Regions from separate parts of the Homo sapiens genome. Here region 2 is linked to region 1. The links are chromatin loops, found by intact Hi-C in ENCODE. Cell type or tissue: K562. All regions are shown on one strand. Links, peaks and the distances in the headings refer to the core of each region. The heading gives the core; the rest is flanking DNA.

Region 1 (12,089 bases), core at 1,624-9,623:
CTCTAATGCCCCTTTATAGGAGGCAGAGTATGCCAAGGGGTTGCAGTGGAAAGGGGCAACAGACGGAAATGATGTGGTTTAAATGTATTACAATTGTATATTTTACAAAGGCATAGAAGCAAGTTGATGATGATTCTGGAAGAGGACCTGGAAGGAGCCCCAGAAGGTGATGAGCCCTGAGGCTTAAGATTCATCAGCTTTATAGTAAATCCAACCAATGTACTAGGTGTACGTATTGAGGAACTTGACTATAAAAATTCAGTAAATGTTTTGAGAACCTGTACTAGACAAATTGGGGGGATTTATGATGCACATGGTATGGAGGAAGGGAACCTATTTATTTATATTTTCATCTTAGGATTTTTATCTATGTGAATATATTACCTGTTCAAAAAAATAAGTAAATATTTTTAAATAGAAATTTTAAAAGAAACCAGTGAGACATGGTTCCTATTCCCAGCTTTGATAAGCTTTCTCAAATTATGCAGGGGTGAAAGAAGAAAAAATAACTGAGAGGTTCAAGAACCCTCAGGAATGAACCAAGATATATAAGAATACCTATGAGAATATCTATATCTATGAGAATATCTATGAGACTATTGGAGCTTCAATTCAGACTTAATTCTGAGCAGGAAGGGAAGAAGAATGAAACCACATAGAGTAGAAGGGTATGCAGGCGGAGCCATTGTGACATTAGAAGTCTGGTGCAGTCACAAAAGTTCATTTATAAACTCTCGTGCAGAATGAGGGTCAAGCCATCTCAGATGTTAAGTAGGAATTCAGAAACTGGAAGGCCAGGCAAGGCACAATTGAATGGGCTGGACCAAACTGACCAGAGGAGGAAGTCTGCCTTTAAGCAAACTCTCACATGCCCCTGTTTACCACACAGTCACTAAACAAGCCAAGTGGTCCATTACTTGTCTTGTCTAGGAGGTAGCCTCACACCATAGATGTGTGCAAAGCTTCCTCCCTTAGCCCTTTATGAGCCCCTGACCTACACTTATGTGAACATAATAAAATAATTGTCATTTTAAGCCACTACAGTTGGGCAATTTGTTACACGGAACTGTAGCCAGAATACTATTCTTCGTCCATTTATTTTTGAAGCAAGATACTAAGAATGTTGAGTATAAATTATTTTGAATCAAGTTAGAACATTTTTGTTCAAAGGTCTGGAGGAATTCCCTCAGTGTGTTATGACATGTTGTTAGATGAGTAGATAGATAAGTAACACAACCCTCAGAGAGTAGCAGTTGCTGTAACCTCCAAGAAGCAGAGTGTGTGCCAGTCCTCCTGTACAACTGCATTCGAATCATGCTGAGCTCCCAAGGCCTCTGCAGCCTTGCTGTGCCCTTTTACCTCTAACCTATGTGTGTGCTATCCCTTTTGCCAGGAAGTGCGCTTTCTCCTTTCTCCTACAGCTTCTCGCGTGCTATTTCCTTTCTACTACCTTTCATTCCTTCGATCACTTCCGTCCTCTCATCACCACCTTCTTCTTTATCTAAATCTACTTGGCACCACTTCCTCTAGCAAACATTCTGTATCCAACTCCATACAGGGTAAGTGAGCTTAGCTTCTCTAATTTTACAGCCCCCTGCTTTTCTCTTTGTGAGCAATCACCACCTGCAGGTTAACTGCCTATCTGCATAACTCTTTCACAAAATTGTAAAATCCCTGAGGATAGGGAAAAAGGCTATTTTATTGTGGTACCACCAATGCTCTAACATGCACCTAGAATTTAGCTCATAGTGTGTGCTCAATATTTATGGACCAAAAGGATAAATGAAGTATAACGTGTCCTTTAATACTGCAAGGATTCACTTCAGTGACCTTTTACCCCAGTTTTTGTTAGTATGCATTATGGACTAAATATTTGTGTGTCCCTCTCCCCGTCACCCCACTACAAATTCACATGTTGAAATCCTAACCTTCAATGCAATGGTGTTGAAAGGTATGGCTTTTGAGAGATAATTAGATTATGAGGGGAAACCTCCTTAAATGGGGTTAGCACCCTTATAAAAAAAAGACTCCAGAGAGTTCTCTTGCTCTCTTTCTACCATTGGAATATACAATAAGAAGTCAGCAGTCTGCAAACAGGAAGAGGGTCCTCTCCAGAACCTGATCATGCTGGCACTCTGTTGTTGGATTTCCAGCCTCCAGAGCTGTGAAAAATAAATTTTTATTGTTTAAACAATATAGTTGGTAGCATCTTATTATAACACCCCAAGCTAAGACAGTGTATATTGGCCAAATGGGACTGAACCTTTTTTCCATTCTCAGAGAAGAGGAGGAACCATTCTGTGAACCAATACCAAGACGTGGGCCAGTGAAAGCCATTGGATAATCTCTATATTGACCTGGTTCCTAATATTCTATGACCAACTATGATGGGCCAGTAATAAAGTGATACCCCCAATTCTGTTGGAAGTAGTATAACTTCAGAAGGAACTGCCCACACTCTCTTTCAGGCTTTTCAATTAAGCCTGGGCCAGTGTGGGCCATGCCCTGCCCATCTCCACAATTTAGACCTTCAGGTGGCTGTGGTAAAGGAGAAGGTCTGGCCTACAAAAGCATGGTCATGCTGACCCTGACTGAGGCTAGGCAAGGCTGCTCAGAAGCATGGGAAGGATGCAATCCTTAGTCAAATTACCTGGCCCAATTTTTGCTCTGCAACATATTTCCCATGAACGGGTAAAGCTGTACTCATTGATTGCTATGGTCTGAATATTTGTGTCCTCTCCAAATTCACAGGTTGAAACTTAGTCGCCAATGTAATGGTGTTGGGAGGTGGGACATTTTGGAGGTGATTAAGTCATAAGGGTAGAGCCCTAGGGAATGGGATTTTTTCCCTTATAAAAGAGGCCCAATTGAGCTCTTTCACTTCTTCCATCATCTGAGGTCACCACTAAAAGGCATCATCTATGAACCAGGAAATGGGTCCTTACCAGGCACCAACTCTGCTGCTACCTTGATCGTGAACTTCCTAGCTTCTAGAACGATGAGAAATCAATTTCCGTTGCTTCTAAGGTACCCAGTTTATTATATTTTGTTATAGCCTGAAAACAGAGGAAAAAATTGATAAAATGAAGAAAATGGTAATAGCCACATCACTAGAATGTTCTTGAGATAAATTAGCTGATAAATGGGTAAAATGTAAAGACTTAACGAGGTATGGATAAGACATGGTAAAAACATCAGTAAAGGATGAAGGACATCATCTCTATTAATACAGCAAATAAGTGGCTCAGCCATTTACCCATGTCCTTGAGCAAGTCACTTTATCATCTTTGCACCTTTCTGCTCAAATGCAAAATTGAAGTAAAAGTTGTATCTACCTACATATGTTAATAAATGTAAAATGCTTAACCCAGAACCTAGCATGCACTAAATTCTCCTTAAAGATTAATGAAACACTAGTATGTATTCTTAAACGCCCTTTGAAAGTTTAGGAAGGTTTTGTTTGTTTGTAAGAATTAAAGGAGGCTTCATGATGAAGGAGGTATGTTGTCTGTGTTTTGTTTTGTTTTAATTTATTTTATTTATTTATTTATTTATTTATTGTTTGAGACAGCCTCACTCTGTTGTCCAGGCTGCAGTCCAGTGGTGCGATATCGGCTCACTGCAACTTCCGCCTCCCGGGTTCAAGTGATTCTCCTGCCTCAGCCTCCCAAGTAGTTGGGATTACAGGAGTGCACCACCACGCGCAGCTAATTTTTGTATTTTTAGTAGAGACGGGTTTCACCATGTTGGCCATGCTGGTCTTAAACTCATGGCTTCAAGTTATCCATCCGACTTGGCCTCCCAAAGTGTTAGGATTACAGGCGTGAGCCACCATGCCTGGCCTGTTGTCTTTGTTTTAAAAAGTAGGTAGCATTTGGACATAGAAAGACAAGGAGAAAAATCTAGGGAATTTTTTCTAACCTAGAGAATTAAACAGGTACATTTTGCCGGCCGGCACTATGGCATATGGTAGGCAAGAAGCAGTAGGGGTGGAAAGAAGAGAGAGGTAATCTGGAGACTTCTAGTCAGTCCAACCCTTGGCATTTCACAGACTGGAACCCATAGAGTCAATATAGAAACTGAACCAGACCCTTTATTCTGGAGGAATTTCCAGTAGATAATTAAAATTCAGTTTTTACTGCTTGGTCTAGTCTGTTAAAAAAAAAAAAAAAGGAAAAAGTCAATTTTAAAATTGTTCATCAAATTATCTGCTCTGTTTTTTACAATTAGAAAGATACTTACCTTTCCTAAGTCAAGGTCTTACACACAGACACACACACACACACACACACACACACACAATTTTACCTAGTAATTAATACAGAAATCCTATCCCACCTTTTTGACTTTTCTACTCCACCCACATCCCCTAACCCAGGACAATTTCAGCCACTACAAACAAAAAAACTAGCTGATAGAAGTGTAACCCAAACAAATTATTAACAACAACAGCAACAACAATAACATAAATGTTTATTGCATATCCCAATAGGCTTAACCAGCATTAAAATGATAAAGAAAACCTCATTCTGTCTCATCGTCAACTGTTCTACTCTAAAAAAATCTGTTAAAGGTAAGAAATATTTTTTAGAAAGTCAATAAACAAAAAGAAAAAAAAAAAAGTCCCCTGGAGAGTATTAGAGTGTTTACCACTGGGAGAGAGCTGCCCTCTGAAGAATAAAGCCAAATTACTGGCTTTTCTGAGCCTCACTGATGGGGGGAGAGAGGAAGAATTAAGACAGCTGTTCTTGTCTTAGTTGGAGAAGCTGCGAAGAGGAAACTGTGGGTGGTATGTCTGCTGAGTAAGACTTCTCAGAAAAGTGGTTCCTCCAGTTTTCAGGTTCCTGGAGGCCCATGACAGGCTACTTCCTAGCACTCATTCTGAAGACTTTGGGGTCAAGAGCAGCCCTGGCCCCCTATCCCTACTACCTACTGCTATCTCATATTTCCTGTGCTTTGGGGCTTTTCACCTAATAAATAACTGTCCTTTGAGTAAAAACACACCCTCCCAAATGCCAAATATATTTTAGTAATGAACTAGTGCAGGAATGGCCCTTTGAAACTTAGAACAGGCCTCACTGAAAAATAGTACATTCTTGTGACTTTAACCTAGGGTCTTCTATGCTAGTTCAGCTTAAATCCTCTGTTATCTCATTATGGAAAACTCACTTTTGTAGGGTTCCTCTAATTTTCTGCAAAAGCTTCAAATATTTGTTGTTTTAAGTCCTCCTTGTCCATAGAGTCTGACTATGAAAATGGAAAGAATCTTATTTTTAAGGTAGTCTAGCCCCTTAGACTAGTCCAGATTTGACTTCTCCAAGCAACATAATTCAGAGAGCTCTTCAAATAAATGATGCTATGATCCTATCTGGGCATCACCCCAGGAGGCAAGTGTCAGAGGTGCCTCAGACTTCTGGACGCAGGCTCTTTGCACTTACTGCAAAGCCTTACTGTCTCCAGAACACTTCCTTTCTGTTTTCCCTCTCCATCTTGTATTAGGATTCTCTTACCCGTACCGACATCCCATCTCCTTCATGTCTATCAAATCTTGCTAGCAGGAAGGCTGAGATCAATCACATATGGCTCAGTTTGAATTTGAATCCCTACACTCACTGTAACGAAGGAGAAGATTTGCTCTTGACTTGGAGAATTTTAGATTCTTCTTATTTATATGACCAAGAAGAGAAGTTTAAGGGAAGCCTCAAAATTATACCACAAAAACATTTGCTCACTTAGCCCAAACATAAGGCAGATATTGAATATGGTGAAACATGGGCTGGAAAGAGTTGCAAAATTCACTCCCCCCTATGCCCTGGGTCCCTCCTCAGCAGGGACAGCCAAGTTGTTTCCGGCTGACAGCAAACCAGTCCTGATATCCTGTTCTCATGACACACTCAGGCCCTTCACTGTTTCTGTTCATTCCTGACTATCTTTATACCAGTTGGAAATCCTGCTGCCGCAGAAACTAAAAATGACTCAAAAGCACTCCCTCTCTTTCTTCCAAAATTGTGTTTCTGCACAGCCTGTTCTGTGACCATCACATGACTCCACATTTGCTCATCTGTTCTTATCTGCCATCAAGTCCTGCAGGTCTTTCTCTGGAATCCTGTCCCCAACTCATTGCTCTTTCTCGTCTCTCCACAGCCTGGTTCTGAGACAGAGGGCAGCAATTTCTCATCCCAAATGCCTCGTCTGGGCTTGCAGAAGTTAGTCCAAAGACAGATTGTGAAATCTTCATTGTCAGTTCTTGGCCTTCCCATCCCCTTTGAGACTCTTCTTCCAGTGGGAAAATTACGCAGGCACGATATGTACGCATACAAGTATTCTTTTATGTGAGTTTTGGTGTTACTAATTTAGCCACACAGTATGACCTAAGCAGCATAGGAATTAAGCCTTAAATATTTCCTAATCATCTGTAAAATATTTTTCTCCATTCCCAATATATTGTCTTAGTTCAGGCCTTCATCATCTATTTTTTTTTTTTTACCTGAAACTGGTTTCCTGAGGAGTCTCCGTGCTTCTCACCTGCCTCTAACCTCTTCTTTCCCCATATGTCACACTACTACCACTGTAATCTACCAAAAATGCAAGTATGACTGTTAGTGAATCCCCTGATTAAATGTCTTAGCATCTGTAGGACAGAATTTAAGATGCCTAGCATGATATTCCCGATTTCCTCGGGAGTTGTCTCCTGCTCTACCCCAAGCTGCGCTTCAGGTGACAGGAACTATATACACATGATAGTGTTTCTTGTCCACTCCATGCTGAGCCTCTACTTCTCCTGGGTCCTCCTCCTAGAATGGCATTCTGTAGGTTCTTTCCTGCAAAATTTCTGTTCATCTCTACTCTGGCATCATTTAATTCTGAAAAAAAAATTTTTTTACATAGACCCATAATGTCCTACATGTAATTCCTTTATAGTATTTGCTATTTCATATTTTTATTAAAATGTTTTCAGTTATTTTTCTATTCATAAAGTGTATTTATAGCAGGCAATTTGAAAAATACAGAAAAATATGAAAAAAGACAAAGGAAATTATTCAGAGAGAAATGTACTAACATTTTGAGGTATATTTTCCAATGTTTGTTTCTATGTATATAGTCACACTTTTCTCTATCTTCTCTTTCACACAACACACCTATATAAACACAAATGTAGGTATGCAAAATCTTATATATTTTGTAACTACTTTTATATTTTACTTAAAAATATGAGTGTTGTTATAGCCTTAAGTGTTCAGAGTAAGCTCTTTGAAGAACAAGAAGTGTGTGTGCGTGTATGTGTGTGTGTAGATATGTGCGTGAGAGAATGTGTAAACAAATACATAAAAACATCCAGCTGAGTGAATAGTATATAATAGACTCTAAATAATTATTCATTGAACTAATTTATTAACAACAATGAAAGAGACATGGGAGAAAGAAAGAACATGAGATAAGCTGGAACACATGCAAGGTAAAGAGATGAAGAGAAGACAGCCCACCATTTGGAAAGCATTTATGACTTTTAAAGTTTTTATGTACTCTGTAGTTGATGCTCACAATAGCCTTCTATTTTCTTTTATTTTATTTTTAATAGAGACAGGGTATTACTGTGTTGCCGAGGCTGGTCTTGAGCTTCTGGGTTTAAGTAATTCTCCTGCCTTAGCATCCCAAACTGCTGGGATTACAGGCATAAGCCACCACGCCTAGCCACAATAGCTTTCTGAAGTAGCTATAGCAATTATTTGCAAATCAGGAAAGTGAAACTCAGAGAGGTTAAGTGACCTGCCCTAGGTTGTTCACTTTATAAGTGGCAGAACTAGTTTTTTGAATTCATAAACTATGTATTTACATTACTTTACACAGCTTCTGGGGGAAAAAGGGCAGCAACATGATCCCTACCAAGGTCTGGGAGCCTGAAGGGGTATTCACACTGCCTGGCATGGTGCCTGGCACAGAGTGCTAAAACAGTGATTGTTGAGCACAACTAAAAAGCAAACGAGAGAAAGAACAAACAGTAGACAATAGTGAGTATACAGGGTAAGGCACCGCAATCCACTTTTCTCCATCCTCACCATGCTTGTTTGATCTGAAAAAGCCTCCTAAATGATCTGCCTCCTGCCATTCAACACCCTTTTCATCTATCTTCCATAAACACAAATTGATCATGACAAATGATGTATTGGTTCCCTTTGCTCTTGGGAAAACATTCAGAATATTCTCCTAGCTTAAAAGGTTCTTCAGGAAGGAACACTTTTTTTCCATCTTGATTTCTCATTTTTCTTTCTCTTGTACATGCCACTCAGGCATATTCAACACCACTAAATCCCTGAAAGTGCTGAAACATTCTTTTCCCTGCTATTCCTGGATTACTGTTATTTTGATAATTTTTTTTTTTACTAGTTGTTATTAGTTTTCTATTGCTGTGTAACAAATTACTGTGCTGTAAAAATGTAGCACTTTTAAAAAGCACAAATTTATCTCACTATTTCTATAGGTTAGAAATCTGGCACAGTGTGGTTGGTTTATCTTTTCAGGGTCTCATTAGGCTAAAATCCAGGTAGTATCCAGGGCTGCAGCTCTCATCTGGGACGTATGGTCTTCTTCCACACTCACTGGGTATTGGCAGAATTCAGTGCCTCATGGTTGTGGGACTGTGGTCCCTATTTCCTTGCTGCATGGTCCTCTTTCTCTTCAAGCCAACAATGGTGCCTTGGTAATCCTTGTGCTTTGACTCTGATTTCTGCTTCTGCCTTCTGTTTTAAGGATTCATGTGATTACATTAGGCCCATCTGGATAATCAAAGATACTCTCACCATTTTAAGGTCAATTGCTTTGTAACATTACATCTACAAAATCTTTTTGCCATTTAATATAACCTATTCATGGATATAAACACCAGAGAGTGAAGTCCATGGGGAGCCAACATTCTGCCTATCACAATTATAGCATCAAATTTGGCTGAGGGGCCCTTCTTATAAGATTCATGCTCATTTATTTCTCTGCCTCCATTTCTAGAGTATAAGCTTCATGATGTCAGTGACTATGTCTACTGCACAAACCTGATGTGTTGCAGCTGGCTTGTCCTTGCTAAGAAGTGCTTATTATTAAATTTTCAGGAATTTTTCCATCTGTTTGTTAAACATAGCTATTATTTTAAAAAACAAATTATATTCTCAAAACATAATAAATGCTCTAATTCATTTCCTGTTTATTGTCATAGTGTTTACTACGATTTATTCTCTTGAAGTTATTTTCCCCGATTCAATCCTTATGGTGGAAATACTATCTATTGAGGGACTACCGCACATCTTTTCAACTTCCTGTTCAGTGCCATTATTCGGTTGGTGCAAAAGTAATTGCAGTTTTTGCCATTACAATACATTATGCTGGTAGCTTGAAATTGACAATAGTGGATGTATTGATACCAAATAAATCAGCAACACTAGTTGACATCTTTTTTTTTTTTCCAGGTGGAGTCTGGCTCTGTCTCCCAGGCTGGAGTGCAGTGGCGCGATCTGGGCTCACTGCAAACTCCGCGTCCCTGGTTCACGCCATTCTCCTGCCTCAGCCTCCCGAGTAGCTGGGACTACAGGCGCCCGCCACCACGCCCGGATAATTTTTTGTACTTTTAGTAGAAACGGAGTTTCACCATGTTAGCCAGGATGGTCTTGATCTCCTGACCTTGTGATCCGCCCACCTCGGCCTCCCAAAGTGCTGGGATTACAGGCGTGAGCCATCGCGCCCGGCCTAGTTGACATCTTGATGTATTGTTTATTTGATTGTTTAGACTTGAGAAAATGATAGTAAAAATGTTAACAGCACAGATTAAGCTTAAAGCAGGTCATGTCTATAGCCATTACACAAAAATTTAAAGAAATATTATTCTTCCGGTATCTAAAACCTATGATTCAGCAAAGAAGCAGCTCATGATATTGACAAACAAAGGAAGTTACAACTTACCACCTAATTTTACTTTAATCTTATTAATACAAAAGAATCAAGTAATATTCTTATATGAACTATATTCATTCATCAGATACAACCATAGCTTGGCTAAAAATACAATAGTTTAGCAAAAAATAAAATAAAAAATTTCTGTGGAAACAAAATGGCTATATTACATTTAAAATAAAGAGTAAATTGTACACTATACATTCTTTACATTAATGTTTTATATTAAAAAGTATACATTTATGTATGTGTGCATAAACATACATTTTTACACCATCATGAAACATTTACCAGCCCACCACTGAATGCATTGAATATACTCCTAGAGCTCATCACAATGCCTAGCACATATGGCGTGCTCAGTAAATGTTTGTTTAATGAATGAACGGATAGAAGCCATGGTCTACATGATTGACCAGAGAACACAGGCTGAGTGGAAAGGGAATAGAGGCCAGAAAAGAAGCAACAGTTTGGGGAAGTTGGGAGGATTCCAAGAACTAGAGGTCAGTTGAGAATTTCTATAAGATTCTACAGAAGTTATAAAGTAGGAGACCAAAAAATAATTAAAGGAGCTGTGACAAGACAAAGCATCTCAGGGGTTAGAGAAAGCTAGGGACTAACCATGTGCAAGGCCCTGCACTGTTAGTCCACTTTAAGTTAATCTTTTATATACTCACAAAACCTTCATTTATCCTCATTTTATAGGCAAAGAAACTAGGTAATTAAAGTTAATCAACTGGCCCAGACTCATTCAGCTAGTAGAGGGTAGAGGCCAGAGTGTTCTAAACCCAAAGCCTGCACTCTTGAGGGCTACACCAAATGGAAGTGGGAACAAGGCTGTGAGGAGTTGTAATTCAAGAGCTTACTACTCACAGTGTGTTCTGAGGAACAGAAGAGGGGATTTTTGTTAGAACGTTGATTCTCAAGCCCTACCCCAGATCTACTGAATCAAATCTGTGTTTTTTTTTTCTGTCTTTTACAAGATATACTGGAAATGCCTATGCACCTTGACACTTGAAAACCACTAGTTTAGGAGGCAATTGTATCAGCAGGTAACCACATTGCAGATGGTCATTAAAGTCAAAGAAATCAAGAAGTACTATCAGGTATATTGTAAGATTGAACTTGCCCAAGTAAAGTGAGGGTGCTCCTTCTAGCATGTGGCATATTAAAATCACCTAGAGACCTTCGTAAAATGCCAAGGCATTAGTAATTTTAAAGTGATTCCAATATATAACCAAGGTTGAGAACTTATCAGGAGCATCACATTAGTCATGCCGTTCCTCTCAGATGTGAACAGTAGCCCCTACTTATCAAAACAAACAACGAAGCAAATGTCCGTGGATCTGACTTGAGAGGCTGAAGCATCTCCTCCCCAGGATATAATTACTCTTCAGCCTCACAGTGGTTTTTCTAGCCTTGCTCTTTACACAATAGCCCTGCCTTCCAACCCCAGAAACAGACTGGCTTATAGGATTTCACATTTCATGTGCCTCTCACCTGGCACACCCTTTTTTCTCCTTGCCACCAGACCACATCCTTTCCTTCCTCCAGCCCACATTTATTTCTAGACCTAAAATGATTTCTTAATGTCAACCTTTTATTCTGCTTACATGGCATCATACCCCTCACCAGGATTAAACTGTACCAAAGATACCTGGAAACAAATTGTACAAAATAAACAGAATTTTATGGAGGCTACACAGTTCTATTTGTTCAAATCAAGTATTATCCTTTTTAAAAAAATGCCACTAAAGCTAGTTTCCTCTATCTGGATCCTCTGCTGTGCAGTAACAATACAAGGCCCACAAAAGAGGGCTGAGTTCCTTCCCACATGCACTGCTTTTTCTCCAGTAATAGACTGCATTTTGGATGACTGCCAGGCAACAATAGTTGACTCGTGCTGGCCAGCTCTCAACATAGGTCTCCGAAGAAGCTGGGGAACAGGGCAAATTGACGCTTCTAGTTTTCTCTCAATAATCCCTCCCCAGGGTTCAGGTTCACATGTGGACTTCTGTTACCAACCTTGTTTGATCTCTTTAAAGAGGTCCCTTGCCTCCATTTGGGTGACATGAAGTCTCCATAAGAACAGCAATAGGAATACTTAAGATCTTCTTGTCACATGATAAACAGACTGATTAGATCTTCTGGTT
Region 2 (12,089 bases), core at 1,860-9,859, 64 kb after region 1:
CCTGGCTAATTTTTGTATTCTTAGTAGAGATGGGTTTTTGCCATGCTGGCCAGACTGGTCTTGAACTCCCAACCTCAGGCGATCCACCTGCCTCAGCCTCCTAAAGTGCTGGGATTACAGGCGTGAGCCACCATGTCTGGCCAATAGTATGTGTTTTCCTTAATTTTCTTAACCACTTGCATATTACTCACTATTTATGATTATAAGAATGCTATAATTACTTTCCTTTTTTTTTTTTAATAGAGTTCCGCTCTTCTGGCCCAGACTGGAGTATAATGGCAGGATCTCGGCTCACTGCAACCTCCGCCTCCTGGGTTCAAGCTATTCTCCTGCCTCAGCCTCCTGAGTAGCTGGGATTACAGGTCTGCGCCACCACACCTGGCTAATTTTTGTATTCTTAGTAGAGATGGGTTTTTGCCATGCTGGCCAGACTGGTCTTGAACTCCCAACCTCAGGTGATCCACCCGCCTCAGCCTCCCAAAGTGCTGGGATTACAGGCGTGAGCCACCGTGTCCGGCCAATAGTATGTGTTTTCCTTAATTTTCTTAACCACTTGCATATTACTCACTATTTATGATTATAAGAATGCTATAATTACTTTACTATTTTTTTTTTAATAGAGTTCCGCTCTTGTGGTCCAGGCTGCAGTATAATGGCAGGATCTCGGCTCACTGCAACCTCCGCCTCCTAGGTTCAAGCTATTCTCCTGCCTCAGCCTCCCGAGTAGCTGGGATTACAGTCATGCGTCACCATGCCTGACTAATTTTTGTATTTTTAGTAGAGACGGGGTTTCACCATGTTGGCCAGGCTGGTCTTGAACTCCTGATCTCAGGTGATACACCCGCCTCGGCCTCCCAAAGTGCTGGGATTACAGGCGTGAGCCACTGCGCCCGAACTGTAATTAACCTTTTATCCATGGAATTGTAGAGTCAAAGCATCACATGAACTTAAAATTTTGATCAACATTGACAAATTCCTCTTCAGGAAATGCTATTTCTATTATTGTACCCATCAATAGTACAGCAAAGTGCCTGTTTTCACACGTCTTCATTTAAACTGGATATGGTTAATCTATTACATTTTTATCAATCTTATAGGTAAAATTAATATATATTTTAATATGCATCTTGAAGTATTGATCAGAATTATTTTATTTCATTTAAACGACTAATTTGTATCTCTGGTTCATTTTTCTATTGGGTTTTTTTCTTTTCTTTTTTTTTCGAGAGGGAGTCTCCCTCTGTCCCCCAGGCTGGAGTGCAGTGCCGCGATCTCGGCTCACTGCAAGCTCCGCCTCCCGGGTTCACACCATTCTCCTGCCTCAGCCTCCCGAGTGGCTGGGACTACAGGCGCCCGCCACCACGCCTGGCTAATTTTTTGTATTTTTAGTAGAGACGGGGTTTCACCGTGTTAGCCAGGATGGTCTCGATCTCCTGACCTCGTGATCCGTCCGCCTCCGCCTCCCAAAGTGCTAGGATTACAGGCGTGAGCCACCGCGCCCGGCCGGGTTTTTTCTTTATTAGTAAAGAATACGTACTTGTTCAAAAGGAAGTCTGAAATGCAATCACTAAAGACCCACGTTAAATTTAATTTTTTTTTTTTCCCTGGGAGAAGCAAATCATTTACCGCTAGGGAGAGTAGAAAAACCCTGACTAGGAGCAGAAAGAGTGAGAATTCAAAGTTGACAATTATTGCTCGAGCTGGCTTTGCCCTTCTTCCTTGCTCAAATGCAGAGAAGGCCTTCTGTTCATGAAAACAGGTATCTTAGCCAAAAACCAGAGCTGAACATTAGGGCTCTCAATTTTCCACTGGGGAGGGCGGGTTCTGCCTGTGCTTGAGACACTTCACCTTATAAAACAAAATTAGTTGATCCACTCAACAGGTAATTGCTAGTTAATGAGGTTACAGCAGGATAAAACAGATGTGCTCAGTACCGCTTAATGGTGAGGAGAAAAACAATTCTCCTCCTGGTCTTCAGTAGAGGTTGAAGGATAGGGGCAGGTGGATGAATAGGGGTGAAGGTAAATAGGGATGAATATACAGACTGATGCATTTTGAGAAACTTGTCAGAATGGGGTGAGAAAGAAGATACAGGACTGGTGAACATGCTTTTGGGTTATTGTTTAACAAACATAATGGTAAAACATTAAATTATTCTTTTACTGGGTAATTTTTTGTTACTAATTATTTAGCAAAGTTAATAACTGAAAACCATTCCTACATTGTTTTTTTCTTATTTGGTTAAGTTTTTTTTCAGTAAAACCTCCTTTGATCTCCTCACCCCATTCGAGAGATACTGAATTTGCATTCAATGAGTATATACTTCTGATAGCAGTATTACTCTATTTAGCTATGTTCACTTGTTAGAAAAAAAAAAAAGCAATAGATGCTTTGTGCTTTCCATGTTTGAATAAGCCCATTTCTGTCTATTTCTAAAAATGTCAAATGTTTTTAAATGTTTTATGGCTACCCATTTAAAATACATTTTTAAATGTAAAACTGTGATATCAGGATATCAAAACTAAAAGAATAAACATAGTCAAATTCTCTACTTTTAGGAAAAAGAAAGCATGACTCAAAAGTTTTAAAATACTTCCCCCTGTGAAAACATTCTGTTCCTCCCTTTCACACCCTTCATTTGTACAAGAAAAGATGAAGCAAAGGAGAAAAAGAAATGAAAATTAACATTGAGTTTAGGTGGCATATGTATTCCAACAGGGCATATGAGGGTTTTATCAGTAGCTACAGAAACCACTTCCTCTTTTCAGTGTTAGTTTACTAATCCCTTGAAGCTTGCGTGCACCTTCCACTCCTCACCTTCTGTAGCCACTCACCTCCTCTCACATCCCACATTACACTTCTATGTGCTATGGGATCCATCTAGGCAGTAGTTACTCTTATTTCAAAACAAGGATGTTAAAAATTACTCTACTCATCAACAAGTGAAAGATCATGCCTTGCAGCTTTGTGAGCTGTGCAAGGTGGCTTAGCTTCTTGACTCCGAAGCTTTCCTAAAGTAACAGATATTTGCTTACTATAAATGCTTCTTGAGTTGCTACAGGGGTAATTTGCAAAGAGAAAGCAGAGGCTCAGGATAATGCTAGATTTTTCATGTCTGGGTGGATAAGAATCTTTCCTTTTATGTTTATAAAATTAAAAATTGGGTGCATTCGGTATATGGCATACTGACAGAGCATGGGAACTGGACACTGACCAAGGTTTGAATAGTGACACTGCTATTTACAAGCTGTGGACTCTCTACAAGATAAGTAACTTGCAGATTATTATACTATCTCAGGGTTTATGGGAAATATATATATATATTTGTATTTTTATATATATATTTGTATATTATATATATTTGTATATTATATATATTTGTATATTTATATATATATTTGTATATTATATATAAATTTGTATATTATATATATTTGTATATTATATATATATTTGTATATTATATATATATATTTGTATATTATATATATATATATTTGCATTTTTAGTACAGATGGGGTTTCACCGTGTTAGCCAGGATGGTCTCCATCTCCTGACCTCAGGTGATCCACCCACCTCAGCCTCCCAAAGTGCTGGGATTACAGGCATGACCCGCTGCGCCCAGCCTATGAGGATTATATTTTTAAGGTAATTCAAAATATCTGAAATAGCAGGTGTTTGATAAAAGCAGTTTTCTCTCCTTTCTTCTGAAATTCAAATAACCAAATTTCACATCGCTGGAATTTTGGTGAATCTTTATACGGGGGAATTATCATGCCTGAATCTCATTCAAATACTTTTCACAATTATAAAATATTCTTTCTTGATTATTCTAATCCACATTTTACTAGCACAGAAAAATTAAGTCAAAGACTTGGTGAGAAAAAGTGGTTTTCCCCAAATGACCAGCTAGTTAATGGTAGAGTGTGGCCTGACATCAGTTTTCACGACTCAGAGGTAGGAAATGCCAAAAGCAGTCTTTCAAAGCTGGTGTGCAGTAGTCCTTCCCACATTTTCATTTTAAATTATTCAAACAAAAATTGTTTATCAATGACAACTTCCATTTTCCCCAACTTGGTAGTACTACCTTTATAGTTAGTTGCTAAATAACATATATTTTGATTAAATAGCTCTGAATTATCTTATATAACTTGTATTTTATTAATCGCAACAGGGTCTATTAATATGCACATATGAGAAAGTCATGCATGAATAGAAGACATACTACTGATTAATATGTGTCTTTGATGCATTTTGCTTCCTCCACTCCATAAATCAACTTCACATGGTCTGAATTTGGAAAACCCGGATATAAAGTTCTTCCTTGTTTATTGTTTTCTGCTTGCTACTCTTTTCTTCTCAAAAGAACTATGAATTTCTTGAAGGTTGGGAGAGCAGATTCTTAGAAAAAATATGAAGAGGATGAAGGTTTTTTATTTTTCTATGTTTCTCCTTTCCTTTTTTCTTAATCTCTGGAAACCTCCCACACTTCAGGGCCCAGGGCCCTCCTACTGTGATGTTCTCTCTGGGCTTTGTATAAATTCAAATCTTTTACCACTTTTTCTAGTATCCCTAAGGGATTTTTGTGGGAAAAATAATCTTAGCTAACTTTGATGACGCGTATTTTGTTACAGTTCTCAGAAGTGTTTGTATTTTAACCACAGGCAATTACATTCAATAAATATTTATTGAAGCCTATTCTAAACCTGAATAGTGTCAATTACAGGACCTTCCTGCCATGCCCACCACCTATAAAGATGCTAAGGAAGGCAGACAAATAAATAAATTAAATGAAGCATGCAGTCAATATGGTGATGAAAGCAGGTACGCTGTGTAGCTGTTGTACAGAAGAAGGAATGACTAAGCATTCTTGGTATAACAGGGAGGGCTTTCTCAATGACCCAAAGGAATTCATCATAAAAGTGAAATTTCAGACATCAGTGATAAACTAGTAGAAAAATTGCTACCCCTAAGCTAAATTTCACTGTTTTGTCACATTGAAACTTTATGCAAACAAAATAGAAACTTTCATCTCTTTGCCAAATTTTTCCCTCTGCTAAGTCACCCTACCTAAGTCAGTTTCTCTTTTTCTGTCTCTCTCTGTCTCTCTTTCATCTTCTCCTTCTCTCTCTTGCTCACTAGCTCTAGTTCTCACTCTTGCTCTTACTCTAAAAGCAAAACATCTGCACCATCACAGACTAGCTATAACCTCTCCTCCTCAGATTCAAATCTCTTCCTTGCCTTTAGAAGAATTAATGGTTCCCTTCTTCATGCTCTCCTCACACTGTATTTAAAACTCACAGCCTTTATCATATTCTGCGTATTAAAGTCACTACCACTCAGTTTAGTAGTAATAAACCTTTACATTTCTATTATAAATCTTACAGTTTACAAAATAGTTTCACATATATCATCACATGTGATCCTGACAACAGCTCTTTAAGGTGAGAATTATCTTTGGGTTTTTTTTTTTGTTTTTTTTTTGTTTTTTTTTTGAGACGGAGTCTCACTCTGTCCCCCAGGCTGGAGTGCAGTGGCGCCATCTCGGCTCATTGCAAGCTCCGCCTCTCAGGTTCAAGCCATTCTCTTGCCTCAGCCTCCCGAATAGCTGGGACTACAAGGGCCCGCCACCACGCCCGGCTAAATTTTTTGTATTTTTAGTAGAGACGGGGTTTCACCGTGTTAGCCAGGATGGTCTGGATCTCCTGACCTCGTGATCTGCCCATCTCGGCCTCCCAAAGTGCTGGGATTACAGGCGTGAGCCACCGCTCCCAGCCAAGAATTATCTTTGTTTTATTATGAGAATATCTAAACCTCAGAGAATTTACGCAAGATAATACATTTAGTAAGCAGCTGCCAAAGTTAGGTCTTCTAACGCTAAAGTTATTTCTCTAATGTAATTTTGAGACAATATTCTTTGCATAACATCTTACAAATTGAGGACATCATACTGGATTTGAATGGAGAAAATAAGCTACATATTCTTGAACTTTATAGTTTCCTTGCCTCTTATGTTTAACTATCCAGTAATTTTTATCACACTTTTTTAACATTTATCTTCAAAACTGCAAGTTCTGTTTTTGTTCCAGAAATATTCTGTGGAATTAACATGTGCATAGAGTCAAACTACTTGAACTTTATTTTAAAATATATTTATAAAGGTCTTTCTGCGCATAATGTATTGGATCACTTGACTCAAGTAATTAAACTATATACTGTTAATATTATGACTGGGAAATTTCCTTTAAATTAAGTAATTTCAATTATTCATTCAATTGTAGGTTTGGGTTTTTGCCCCTGCTACATGGAATAACTAAATCATATAATTTAAAGTAGATTCAAGTTTAGACAGAGTATGTCTTGAGCTGTCATTTAATGGAAACGGCTCAGAGAAGTTGCTACATCTAACTAGTGTCAGAAACTTTCCTAGGTTAGCTGACATTTATGAGGCAGGAAGAAACTCAAGTCACTACGTAGCCAACTTTCTGTTTTTCCCACCATAATGAATGTCATGTGCTCATAATAGTAACCCTTTCTAAAACATTAAAAAATATTTACAGTAAAAAAAAAATTTAAAAGTTAAAAAAAATAGGACTTTGGAGAGGCATTTCTCCATGGCATTTCTATAGATCTTGTGTTAGGCTGTTTTTTCAAGGTTGTTCCCATAGCAAAGAGCTTCTTGGAAGCTAGAAATGGTCTCTCCTTACAGGTCAGAGGACAGATTTATTTGCTGACCAGGATATCAAAGATGAGATGTTTCCATCTCCTTCCTGGAGACAATCCGGCATAATCAAGATATTGTCTTTTCCAGAGGAGAGGTGGAGAGGTTTGCCAGAAATCCCTGTATAAAATTAGGATATCCTCATCTGAGAGTTCCTCAATTGTGACAGAGATTCATGGAGTGATTATTATTTACCTGGGCCCATGTCTGCCTTGTCCTCTCCTTCTTTCTTTTAATATTATTAAATAAATATTTTCTATTATTATGAACTCCATGTACAGATTTTTATTAGCTATAAATATTTCCTCATTTACACAAACTGTAATTTTTTGCCCACACCTATATAATTTTCTGTTTTTCTCTACTACAAATATACATTAATAAACATCATTGTTCTTAATTTTGTCTGTGTATTATATTATTTTTAATAGGATAGCTGTGCAGATGTGAAATTATCTAATAAAATGCTAAAAAGATTATTTGAGATTCTTATTTCATTTTACCAAAATGCTTTCCAAAATGTTCAAACCATGTTGTATTCTCACTAGCCATGTCACAATGTGTTTTCATAACTATAATCTTTCACCTCTTCTCCACCACTCATGGTTTTAGCTATTCTGGATTATTCACACTTCCTCAAATTTCTATAGACCTTTTCAACATGTTCTTTCCTTGACTTTAAATGCTGTTGGCATACACAACGCTTACCCAGCAGAGCTCAGCCTATCACTTTCTCAGAGAGTTCTCTGACTTCGTAAACTACCATACATTATCATTATGATACTGACACTTACCTTTGTGATACTCAACCCACATGTACCTGAAGTTTTATTTCTGGCTTAAATTTAAGCTCCATGACAGCAAGGGTCTCATTTGCCATGTTCATTGCTGACTCCTTGCTGCTAACACAGCTTAGCATGGAGTAAGTAAATATGCACTTGTATGAATGAATGAATCTTTATTGAAAAAGTGAATTTTTTTCAATGTTCATAAAAATCTAGTGAGATAGGCATGGCAATTATCCCTAATTTGACCTGTAATGAATCACAGAAATAGTTTGATCTTCTCAACATCCAAATGAGTTGGTGAGAGAGATATAATTATAAGCCAGGTTTCTTGGCTCCTAGCAGATACTTTTTCCAATATATGTTTCAGATATTTTGAGTATTTCTGTGATTTAAAATGACAGTTTTGTGCAAATTGAGTTCTAGGGAGAATCATAGAGATTCTCTAAATATTTATTGTCTCTATGTCTATAGAGATACCTAATAATACCCCTGAATCAATAGTTTTTCTATTAATGGATTCAATTTAACAAAATCAGAAATTATAATCACAGAGGGAACAGTTTGTTTTTTCAGCCTTCTAGGGAACCATGTTAAACTTAGTTCAGCAAATTAGATGATAGTTTCATTTTGACTTTCAGACATGTCATGTGAATCACACGCAGATGGGTTTTTCTTAATTAACTCTTGCAATTATGCAACAGATTTTTTGCCTACAGCTTTTCAATTTTCTAAAGAAAAACCAAGAAAGACAGTCCAGCACGGGACACTAATCTTTATTTATTCCTCCTCATTCCAGGTTCTAAGCAACTAGAAAGTTCAACTTGTGGTAATGTTTCTGTACCCTTTTATGAGAGAAAAATGATAAGCTGACATTTAAAATGTTTAAAAAGCATCTCAGTATATGACACATTGTGGTATAACGGTATAATGAAAACTATCAGGTTTAACATGCTGCTCAGTCTGTAGCACAGAACCACATGCTCATAGTAATGTGCATCAGGAGTGGCCACACTGCAGTTTCAGGGGGCCCTAAGTTCTCTAGAAAGTTGGGGGCTGTTGACTCTAGATTTCTGATCAGTGTCCCAATAAGCTGGGAATATTTGCCAGGAGCCCAACAAATGGGACACCAATTTGACATATGGTCCTGAAGATAGAAGCCAAAGTTCGCTATGACTTAGGGATGGCTGAAGTAAAAATTCATTCATCAAATATTAGACTCAAAACTTCCTTGCTTTCATCATATCATTCTTTCTTACTTGGTCCTTTTTCTGCATATCTTAATTTCTCTTTTATGAACCCCTTTTCTTAAACATTTTTGTTAAATTTTATTTTAAACTATCTTCAGCCCTTTCTTTCCCCTTTTTCCCCTGCATGACATAGCCTTTCTTTGGGTGATCTCTATGCTTGTAACGTCAGCTCTCCTTTATTTAGTGATGACTAATAAAAACTGTGTTAGCCAGCGCCTGAGGTAACCTGAACACCTTGTAAGTATTCTCATTGTCTGCCTATTCCTTGAAGAGAGTAGATGCTCAATAAATATTTATTGCAAGATTGAATGACCATTCCCGAGTCCTACATCAATATTCCCAGCCTTTTACTAGACAACTCCATTATTATATCCCACAGGTGCTTCAAAGACATATCCCCATTTGAATGAACTTTTTTCCAAAAATATCTACTCTCCTGTCATTTCCTCTTGCTTAGTAGCTGCAACACTTACCAGTAGGTACTCCATGTTGAATAGATATTTATTGAATAAATACAGTTTTTAAGATTTAAAAAGTATTATATTTATTATATTATATATGGATGACCATTTATTCAGTATAACCAGAATATCTTTTTAGTCTGTATACAAGTAAGGCAGTGTGGTACACTGGGAAGAAATAAGTATCTAACTTTTCATAAACTGAAAATCAACCAAGCTTTCTAGTTTAGCTACTTATTAACTGCATGTTTATTGAGATGCTTAATGTCTTTGTTTGTAACACTTTTTCATTTCCAAAATGAAGTAAATAATGCCTGCCTTATAGTGCACCTGTAAGGATTAGACAGTGTGAATATGTACAAATTGTCTATAGATAATAGACACTTAATAAACAGTAACTGTTATTATAAAAATGAGGTTGGGCATGGTGGCTCACACCTGTAATCACAGCACTTTGGGAGGCTGAGGCAGGGGGATCACAAGGTCAGGAGTTCAAGACCAGCCTGACCAACGTGGTGAAACATCTCTACTAAAAATACAAAAATTAGCTGGGCATTGTGGCGTGTGCCTGTAATCCCAGCTACTCAGGAGGCTGAGGCAGAAGAATCACTTGAATCTGGGAGGTGGAAGTTGCAGTGAGCCGAGATCGTGCCACCGCACTCCAGCCTGGGTGATAGAGCGAGACTCCATCTCAAAAAAACAAACAAACAAAAAAATGAATTATACCCATACCTGCAGCCTCTCTCCAAGCACTTACCTTTAACTTAATTTCTTTGTTCCTTCTAGTTTATTAATAATACTGTTGTCAGTAATTTGTACCCTACATCAGTGAGAAGGCCTATTAACATTATAGAAGTCAAAAAAGGAAAAAAAATTACAAATTAAAAACATAAGGCACCTAATAACAGTATGAATTTGCATTCCTAGAATTCTCTCCTTGTAAATTCAATCTTAACTAGATGCTAGAATGAGATAAAACCCAGCACTGGCAAGCTGACAAGTGTTTGAGAGAACATTTGTGGCTGAAGGCTTAGGCAGAATTTCCAGAGGAGAGGGCTATAGTGCAACACTTATGAATAGGCAAAAAGCATAAGTTACAAACAAGATATAATGTACATACATGGATGTGTACCAAATAGCATAGCAACTAAATCTATTAAGAACAAATAATTAAAATAACTGAAAAATTAGAGTGAATTTACATTGAAAGATTTCAATTACTCTTTCAGAATTGAAAGTTGTAATAGACAAAAGAAAAAAAAGCAAGTTCATAAAGAGATTTAATACAATCACAGTGAGTGTATATCACAGGCCTGTTGAGCAGTAAAATATAATTTTTTATATGTTCATTTCATAAAATTCGCCACAAAGAAAGCATTAATAAAATCTTAAATATTGGCATTTTATAGGCCACATTCTCCAAACTAACTACTAAAATAAGAAAATAAATTATAATAAAAATTGAACTTGTTATAATAAGAAACTGACTCCTTAATAACCTATAGAACAAGCTAGAAATCAAACCTAAATTATAAACTTTTTAATACAAAGGAAAAGAAGCACTTTATAACTTGCGGGATGCAAGTTTGTCTTAGAAGAAAACTTAGAGCCTAATATGTCTTTATTATTTAAGGAAAAGATTGAAAATGAGGTACTAAGTACTATGTTAATAAATTAGAATAGAAAAAACAAACTGAGACAAAGTAGGAAGAAAAAATTAGAACTAATAAAAGATGAAATTAATAAATTAAAAATAAACAAAATATCAGGGTAGATGAGATGTTTTTTTAAAAAAATTATATCCAAATTTAGATCCATCAAATGCTTCATTAAACAAAAATATACAATTTTGTAAGTAATAAAAAATCTTGAAACAAAAACTGTGATTCTAAAATTTACAGGGAGGGGAAAAAATGCCAGAGAAAAGCTGAGAAATATATAAAAAAGAATAGTGACAGAACTTGCTTTAAAGCTAATTACTGAAACAAAACAGCAAAATACTCCAGAATTTGTTATTGAAATTTAGAGGGAAAATAATATTTGTTTATTTATTTTTTGTTATTTATTTATTTATTTAGAGACGGAGTCTTGCCCTGTCCCCCACCCAGGCTGGAGTACAGTGGTGCAATCTCGGCCCACTGCAAGCTCCGCTTCCTGGGTTCACGCCATCCTCCTGCCTCAGCCTCCTGAGTAGCTGGGACTACAGGCGCCCGCCACCACGCCTGGCTAATTTTTTGTATTTTTAGTAGAGACGGGGTTTCACCATGTTAGCCAGGATGGTCTCGATCTGCTGACCTCGTGATCCTCACACCTCAGCCTCCCAAAGTGCTGGGATTACAGGCATGAGCCACCGTGCTCAGCTGGAAAATAATATTTATTTATTAAATGGTTCTGGTACCACTGACTAGATGAAAAGACAACTTAACTTATATATCACACCATATAGAAAACTAGGTTTTAGGTGTTTCAGAGAGACAATATTAAAATTAAAAAACAATTATTTGAAATATTTCAACAATTCGAAATATTTAAATTAAAAAAATGTTTAAAGCAACTCAGAAGAGAATGGAAGTGTTTGAGGAAAGGGCCAGGTGGGACGTGAAAGGACTGACATTCCTGGTGGAAATGTGATTAGCTAAGTCTGTTCTGGACATTTAATCTAGCAATGTCCATTGATCTAGCAATTAGTTCCCATCACATTCCTATAGAAACAAAAGTATCTGTAGGAAGGATATATGTTCAAAAATTTTAATTGCAACATTGTTTGCATTGGCAAAAAAATGATAATGCTGAAATACCTGGAAATAATCCAAATGTCCATTGATAAGAAAACCGTTAAATAGATGTGTTACAGACCTTAAATCCCATTCAG

The links. Peaks named below come from ENCODE experiments on the same cell type or tissue, not always from the same donor. Only the 100,000 strongest peaks of a DNase experiment are listed, where the experiment ranks them.
Region 2: a loop joins it to region 1, with 2.3 times the contacts of the local background. A loop is called at or near these places in 6 of 110 quality-filtered maps.

Annotation. Positions count from the first base shown.
Region 1 is chr11:88,414,454-88,426,542 of GRCh38, reverse strand. It overlaps LOC101929174 (a long non-coding RNA gene), which reads right to left. Exons shown (of 5, transcript NR_188511.1): 3 at 2,946-3,056; 4 at 1,929-2,162. Among named protein-coding and RNA genes, the nearest start is that of CTSC, 83 kb to the right of the region's middle. RefSeq lists a cis regulatory region at 4,630-5,005. In K562, for the core only: no CTCF peak of the experiment used is centred there; DNase peaks (open chromatin) are centred at 4,752, 5,842 and 6,092.
Region 2 is chr11:88,350,433-88,362,521 of GRCh38, reverse strand. All of the region lies in intron 1 of LOC101929174 (a long non-coding RNA gene), which reads right to left. Among named protein-coding and RNA genes, the nearest start is that of CTSC, 19 kb to the right of the region's middle. RefSeq lists a cis regulatory region at 4,769-4,974. In K562, for the core only: no CTCF peak of the experiment used is centred there; DNase peaks (open chromatin) are centred at 2,791 and 4,901.